Linked DNA regions of Homo sapiens: region 1 is linked to region 2. Evidence: read pairs that join two places in POLR2A ChIA-PET (ENCODE). Cell type or tissue: K562. All regions are shown on one strand.

Region 1 (4,000 bases), 250 kb after region 2:
ATTTTATCCTCTTGGTAGCAATTGTGAATGGGAGTTGACTCATGATTTGGCTCTCTATTATTGGTGTATAGGAATGCTTGTGATTTTTGCACATTGATTTTGTATCCTGAGACTTTGCTGAGTGAGTTTGCTTATCAGCTTAAGGAGATTTTGATCTGAGACAATGGGGTTTTCTAAATATACAATCATGTCATCTGTAAACAGACACAAATCTGACTTCCTCTCTTCCCGTTTTAATACCCTTTATTTCTTTCTCTTGCCTGATTGCCCTGGCCAGAACTTCTAATTCTATGTTGAATAGCAGTGGTGAGAGAGGGCATCCTTGTCTTGTGCCAGTTTTCAAAGGGAATGCTTCCAGTTTTTGCCCTCAGTATGATATTGGCTGTGGAGTTGTCATAAATACCTCTTATTATTTTGAGATACGTTCCATCAATACCTAGTATATTGAGAATTTTTAGCATGAAGGGGTGTTGAATTTTGTCAAAGGCCTTTTCTGCATTTATTGAGATAATCATATGGGTTTTGTCATTGGTTCTGTTTATGTGATGGATTACGTTTATTGATTTGTGTATGTTAAACCAGCCTGGCATCCCAGGGATGAAACCGACTTGATCATGGTGGGTAAGCTTTTCGATGTGCTGCTGGATTTGGTTTGCCAGTATTTTATTGAAGATTTTTGCATCCATGTTCATCAGGGATATTGGCCTGAAATTTTCTTTTTTTGTTGTGTCTCTGCCAGGTTTTGGTATCAGGATGATGCTGGCCTCATAAAATGAGGGAGGATTCCCTCTTTTTCTACTGTTTGGAATCGTTTCAGAAGGAATGGTACCAGCTCCTCTTTGTACCTCTGGTAGAATTTGGCTGTGAATCCATCTGGTCCTGGACTTTTTTTGGTTGGTAGGCTATTAATTACTGCCTCAATTTCAGAACTTGTTATTGGTTTATTCAGGGATTTGACTTCTTCCTGGTTAAGACTTGGGAGGATGTATGTGTCCAGGAATTTATCCATTTCTTCTTGATTTTCTAGTTTATTTGCATGGAGGTGTTTATAGTATTCTCTGATGGTAGTTTGTATTTCTGTGGGATCAGTGCTGATATCCCGTTTGTCATTTTTTATTGCATCTATTTGATTCTTCTCTTTTCTTCTTTATTAGTCTGGCTAGCAGTCTATCTACTTTGTTGATCTTTTCAAAAAACCAGCTCCTGGATTCATTGATTTTTTGAAGTTCGCCCAGATTGGAGTGGCATGATCTTGGCTCACTGCAACCTCCGCCTCCTGGGTTCAAGCGATTCTTCTGCCTCAGCCTCCCGAGTAGCTGGGACTAAAGGCACACACCACCAAACCCGGCTATTTTTTGTATTTTTAGTAGAGACAGAGTTTCACCATGTTGGCCAGGCTGGCCTTAACCTCCTGATCTCGTGATCCACCTGCCTCAGACTCCCAAAGTGCTGGGATTACAGGCGTGAGTCACCGCGCCCGGCCTGAAGGATTTTTTGTGTCTCTGTCTCCTTCAGTTCTGCTCTGATCTTAGTTATTTCTTGCCTTCTGCTAGCTTTTGAATTTGTTTACTCTTGCTTCTCTAGTTCTTTTAATTGCGATGTTAGGGTGTTGATTTTAGATCTTTCTTGCTTTCTTTTGTGGGCATTTAGTACTATAAATTTCCCTGTAAACATTGCTTAACTGTGTCCCAGAGATTCTGGTACGTTGTGTCTTTGTTCTCATTGGTTTCAAAGAACTTATTTATTTCTGCCTTAATTTTGTTATTTACCCAGTAGTCATTCAGGAGCAGGTTGTTCAGTTTCCATGTAGTTGTGTGGTTTTGAGTGAGTTTCTTAATCCTAAGTTCTAATTTGATTGCATTGTGGTCTGAGAGACTGTTTGTTATGATTTCCGTTCTTTTGCATTTGCTAAGGAAATGTTTTACTTCCAATTATGTGGTCAGTTTTAGAATAAGTGCGATGTGGTGCTGAGAAGAACATATATTCTGTTGATTTGGGGTGGAGAGTTCTGTAGATGTCTCTTAGGTCCGCTTGGTCCAGAGCTGAGTTCAAGTCCCAAATATCCTTGTTAATTTTCTGTCTCAATTGATCTGTCTAATATTGACAGTGGGATGTTAAAGTCTCCCACTATTATTGTGTGGGAGTCTAAGTCTCTTTGTAGGTCTCTAAGAACTTGCTTTATGAATCTGGGTGCTCCTGTATTGGGTGCATATATATTTAGGATAGCTCTTCTTGTTGCATTGATCTCTTTACCATTATGTAATGATGCCTGGCTAATTTTTGTATATTTTGGTAGAGACAGGGTTTCACCATGTTGGCCAGGCTGGTCTCAAACTCCTGACCTCAAGTGATCCACCCTCCTTGGCCTCCCAAAGTGCTGGGATTACAGGCATTAGCCACTGCACCCAGCTGGAGGCTGGTCTTGAGTTCCTGAGCACAAGCAATCCTCCCTCCTCCTGCCTTTCCCTTCCAAAGTGCTGGGATTATAGGCTAAAATTTAAAAAAAACTTTATCTTTACGTACTCACACAACTCTCCTGGCACCAAACCCTGTTCTTCAGGGTTTTTACCAAGGCTTCGTTACAAAGACATGATTGATGAAATCATTGACCATGGGTAATTAAGTAAATCTCCAGCCCTGGAGGTGGAGGGGGAAACTAAATCCAATCCTCTAATCATGTGGTTGGTTCCCCTGAAAATCAGCTCCCCCACCCTTAGGGGCTTCCCAAAGATCATTTCATTAATGTAAACTCAGCTGTGGTTGAAAATAACAAGACACTCTTCTCACTTTTATCACCCTGGAGCTATTTCAGGAACTGGAGACAAAACCAAATATAGCAAAAGATGCTTCTTCCACTTTCAGCACTTAGAAAATTATAAGGGTTTTAGAAACTCTGACCAGGAGCTGGAAAGGAAGATCTAATATCTATTTCTAATTATTTAGAAATAAATATTCCACACATGAAATCTAGCACGTGCTTGCTTGTTGTACGTACTCCAAGAGATGTGTTGATGGGTGGACTGGAAACTTTCTCTTCGAGGAGGTTGTGTCCCTCTCAGTGCTGTGCTGCTTTCATATCAGGCTGATCTCTAGGAAACAGACACATCTGAGAAGAACTTGCTCTGGGTAGGGGGCTGTGCTCCCTCGAATGATGAAATTAGTAGGTTCTCCAGATCACAGTAGCACTGCTCAGTGAGTGAGCCCTAAGAAGCTGCCTGGAGTGAACCCCAGCTCATCCCAGCACTGCTGAGGAAGCTCTGGCTCTGAAGAGCAATGGATGCTCTGGTATTGTTCTTCTGGACCCTCAGGGAAAGGGTGGTCCTTGGGCCTGCAGGTCTCACAGCCCTGTGGCCATGGGAAGGAGCCCGGCTCACTTCCTACTTGGATAATGGCTCATCCACACTAAGCCTTTCTCAAAATCCCTGGATCACCTCATGATCCCTCTTGCTTCCGGTTTGTTCTACCCAGTTTACTTGTGTAATTACTCTTTTTTGTTTCCTTTTGTTTCAGGGAGTCTGTGTTATGCTTCTTGTCTAGAATATGAATTCCTTAAGGACATGATTTATCTAGTAAGCAAAGAAACCAACTTTAGCTAATTTAAGCAGATAAGAAATTTATGTCAAGGATACAGCTTAGTAATCAGAATCTCCACTAGAGTAGGACACCCAGGCTTAGCGTCCACAGAGTCAGGAAGGAACTGCCCCACATCCCATTGCAGATTTGGTCTGGCGGAGTTCTCACTACCGTTGCTGGGCTCGGGCTTGAACTGAGACTCACAGTGAGCTTTTCCTGCACCGCCAACACTGGGGCCTGGATGCTATTGCTAGATCACTGTCCTTGCTGCCTCTGGAGCCTGGAGGCAACTGCCCTGCCAAAGGCCCAGATTCTTTACAGTCCCCACTTCTTTCTGTTGACTACAAAGCAAAGTGCGTCAGGTAAACGTGGGTGGAGAGCATAGATCATGTGTCCCTGTCTTGGCCTCAAGAGAGGCTGGGAAAGC
Region 2 (4,000 bases):
CCTTGGGTACTGAGCACTTACCTGTTCTGACTACAGTGAGCCCCCTCCCAAGCCAGCAGGGCTGCCACTGGAGGTTTTGCCTTCCCTGGAGGCCACACTCTCACCACCCCTCGGTGGGCACAGCTCCTCACTGTCCAAAGTCATCACAGTTCTCAGTGCCCAAGATGTGCCCTGAGGGTCTCACACCATGCCCAGAAGACTACCACTTGCCAGATCCAGGCCAAGCCCACAGACGCTGCACCAAATGCTCTTTCGTCTCTTTTGTCTGCATGAAATAGAGCCTCCTATGGATTCCAGAGTTCTCTACCTGCCTTGGGCAGGGGACCACGTTCGGTCAGGGGCATCAGGTGAAGAATGCACCAATGCCTAACACTCGCCTCTGACCTGCTCACAGCCTGGTACTGTGATGCTCCACAGATACATCAGAGGTGGGGCAAGTTTCTTCTCCACTCACCCTCCCTACACCAAAACAGAGGATACACCTGTTCCCATCAACAGTGAACTGGGGCTCTGCGATGTTCATGACCTCTGCCACAGTGTTCAAGTGTTTTCTGAAGCAGGGGCTTATCACGTCCCTGTGCCTGCCTCCTGAAAGTCAGACATTGTCCTGTAATCTAAGCTCCATAGCCTCTGGGCTACGCTTGTGGAAGTCCAGCCTGGGTCAGTTAGATAAAGGGTGAGCACTTACTTCCACAGGAAGCAAACAACATCCTGAAAGTCATCTTTTCCTCTGTCCTAGACTGGATCTACCTGACACTGAAGTTTAGTGGATCTGTGGGTGTTTCTCTCTCTTGCTCTCAACCAAAGCCTTTGCCATGGGCTTGTTCCCCTTCCTTCTGTCTGCCTAAAATTCCCCAGGACCTGGAGCCCCAGGGACCAGAGCTACAGGACAGGCTCTGGTTGCCTGCCCCTTGTGTGAGCTCATTCCTATTGCAGATTCAGGAAAAGAGCACCACAGTCAATGGGCAGCAAAGGCTAAGGAAGCACAACTGGATCTTTCTTCCCCCCCTTCCAAACCCTCCCTAGTGGTTTAGCATTATGGATGCTGTTTGGTTTGTTTACAGAGTCCAGCCCTTCAAGGGGCCACCAGATTCCTGTGGGGAGTGTTAGAGAGGGGAGGGCATGAGTAGCTTCAGTGGGATGGGACACAAGAGCTGCTACCCAGGCAGAATCTGCAAAGGGCTCCATTTTGGTACCCTTGGTCCCAAATCCAAACAGCCCACCCACCAGTGTCCATCTCTCAGAACGATCTAGAGTTCCAGAGCCCAGTCACTGAAACTCAAGGAGATCCAGAGACAGAAGAGAAGTTCTTGGTCATCTCTTGTGATGTGGAATATCAGTTACTTTCCAGGATTTTCTTCTAATTAAAAAAATCCAGCAAGCAGCAATGAGTTTTGAGGCTGCCAGTTGTCTGGTTTGGGGTACTGCAGCAAAATGATTAAAAACTTGCTCTTAGAATGAGATCTGGGATCAAATCCCAGCTTTGCCACTTACCACATAACTCTTGAAACCTCAGTCTCCCTGATTATAAAATAGGGACAACACCACAGCCTACCTTATCAGGCTGTTATGAGGATTGATTAAGAGAACCTTTGTTAAGCTCCGAGTATAGTATCTGGCACACAGTAAACATTCAATAAATGTTAACTGTTGTTACTATTACTTTTTTCTTTTTTTTGAGATGGAGTCTCGTTCTGTCACCCAGGCTGGAGTGCAGTGGTGCGATCTCGGCTCACTGCAAGCTCCACCTCCCGGGTTCATGCCATTCTCCTGCCTTAGCCTCCCCAGTAGCTGGGACTACAGGCGCCTGCCACCACACTGGCTATTTTATTTATTTATTTATTTTTAGTAGAGATGGGGTTTCACCGTGTTAGCCAGGATGGTCTCGATCTCCTGACCTCTTGATCCGCCCGCCTCGGCCTCCCAAAGTGCCGGGATTACAGGTGTGAGCCACCGTGCCCGGCCTATTGTTACTATTATTATTGGCAATTATGAGAATTAGTGAAAAGAGCAGAATAAGGTAATTAAGACTAAGACAAACCATATAGTATCTACAAAGCTACATCCTTACTTCAAAGTAAAAATGAAATTGATTCTATTTCAGTGTATTCTACTTGTTTGCTTGTCCACTTGACAATGCATTGGACACACAGAATATGGTATAGTGGAAAGAATATGGACTCTAGCGTCAGAATTGTGCTTAAATCCCTTTCTTCTACTTCTCGAGAGGTTTGGACAAATTTTTTAAGCTCTCTGAAACTTAGTTTACTCATCATAAAATGGGAATTACAATTATAGCTTGCAGGGTTGTCCTAAGGATTAAAAAAGCCTCTCCTCCTGTTTCCATCCCCTGTGGGCTGGCAGCCTCTCTCATGCGCACAAATAGCTCTCTTGGCTTTCTCCATGGGAGCCCTTATCACATTGGACCACATTGTTCTCTCCCCTAGAGTGTACACGTCTTTTTTTTTGAGATGGAGTCTTGCTCTGTCACCCAGGCTGGAGTGCAGTGACACTATCTTAGCTCACTGCAACCTCTGCCTCCCAGGTTCAAGCGATCCTCCTGCCTCAGCCTCCCAAGGAGCTGAGACTAGAGGCATGCACCACCATGCCAAGCTAATTTTGGTATTTTTAGTAGAGATAGAGTTTCACCATGTTGGCCAGCCTGGTCTGACCTCAAGTGATCCACCCCCTTCAGCCTCCCAAAGTGCTGGGATTACAGGCATGAGCCACCTCGCCCGGTCAAGTGTACACTTCTTAATTGTCTGTTTGTTTTCAATCTCCGGCATCTAGTACAGCCCTTGGACACAGCATATGTTCAGTAAAAGCTTGCTAGCTTATTAAGTAAAAAAAAAACTGAAAATGGCAGAAAAAATAGATTTCGTAGGAAAAATAAAATTCCTTTATTACATATATTCTAGGGAAGAGTGTTAGCAGATATATCATAGCTGTGTTCCATGTTGAGATTTTTTTTTTTTTTTTTTTTTTTTTTGCTGTAGTACTTGTAATTTGATTTGGGTGCCATTCAAATCTTCATAATAAGTGGTGTTACATCTCATCTTACCCCATGTCCTCTAGCTCTGTATTAGCTAATCTTGCTTTTAAACATTCCTCTGAATGGAAATCTTTTCTTACATTATCATTACACAAACAACACATGGTCACAAAAAGTCACAAGTACAGATAAACTAAACAAAAAATAAACCTAAAACAAATTCTGCCATCAAATAATTACTGTTAACATTTTGGATGCATCCTTCTAAGTTTTCTTTTAACACAGACTTGAGATATAATTCACACACTGTATTAGTTGGCTAGGTCCATATGTTAGTCAGGGTTATCCAGAGAAACAGAACCAAGAAGATGTGTATTGAGAGAGAGAGAGGAAGAAATATATATTTTAAGGAATTGACTCACACAATTTTGTATATGCAAGTTCAAAATCTGCTGACAGGCTGGAGACCCAGGGAAGAGTTGCAGTTCAAGTTCAAAGGCAGTCTGCAGAATTTCTTCTTACTCAGGGGAGGTCAGTTCTTATTTTCTTAAGGACTTCAACAGATTGGATGAGATTCAACCACATTTTGGAGGGTCATCTGCTTTACTCAAAGTCCGTTGATTAAATGTTAATCTCATTTAACAAACACCTTCACAGAAACATCCAGAATAAGGTTTAACTAAATATCTAAATACTGTGGCCCAGCTAAGTTGACACATAAAATTGATTATCACAGACTCCCATAACAAAGTACTACAGACGGGGTGGTTTAAACAACAGAACTTTATTTTCCACAATTCTGGAGGCTAGATACCTGAGATCAAGGTGTTCATATGGTTGGTTTCTTCTGAAGCCTCTCTCTTTGGCTTGAGTCTTTTCCCTGTGTCTTCAAATGGTCTTCCCTCTGTCTGTTTCCTAATCTTCTTCTCTTCTTGTAAAGAAACGTATCATGTTAGATTAGGGCCTAATGACCTCATTTAACTTAATTAATTCTTTAAAGACTCTATC

What was found. Peaks named below come from ENCODE experiments on the same cell type or tissue, not always from the same donor. Only the 100,000 strongest peaks of a DNase experiment are listed, where the experiment ranks them.
Region 1: POLR2A ChIA-PET joins it to region 2 with 5 read pairs; 2 of 35 experiments call an interaction of 5 or more read pairs at or near these places.

What each region holds. Positions count from the first base shown.
Region 1 is chr18:51,094,558-51,098,557 of GRCh38, forward strand. No RefSeq gene overlaps it. Among named protein-coding and RNA genes, the nearest start is that of SMAD4, 66 kb to the left of the region's middle. In K562, no CTCF peak of the experiment used is centred here; no DNase peak of the experiment used is centred here.
Region 2 is chr18:50,839,606-50,843,605 of GRCh38, forward strand. No RefSeq gene overlaps it. Among named protein-coding and RNA genes, the nearest start is that of MRO, 22 kb to the left of the region's middle. In K562, no CTCF peak of the experiment used is centred here; DNase peaks (open chromatin) are centred at 596 and 2,406.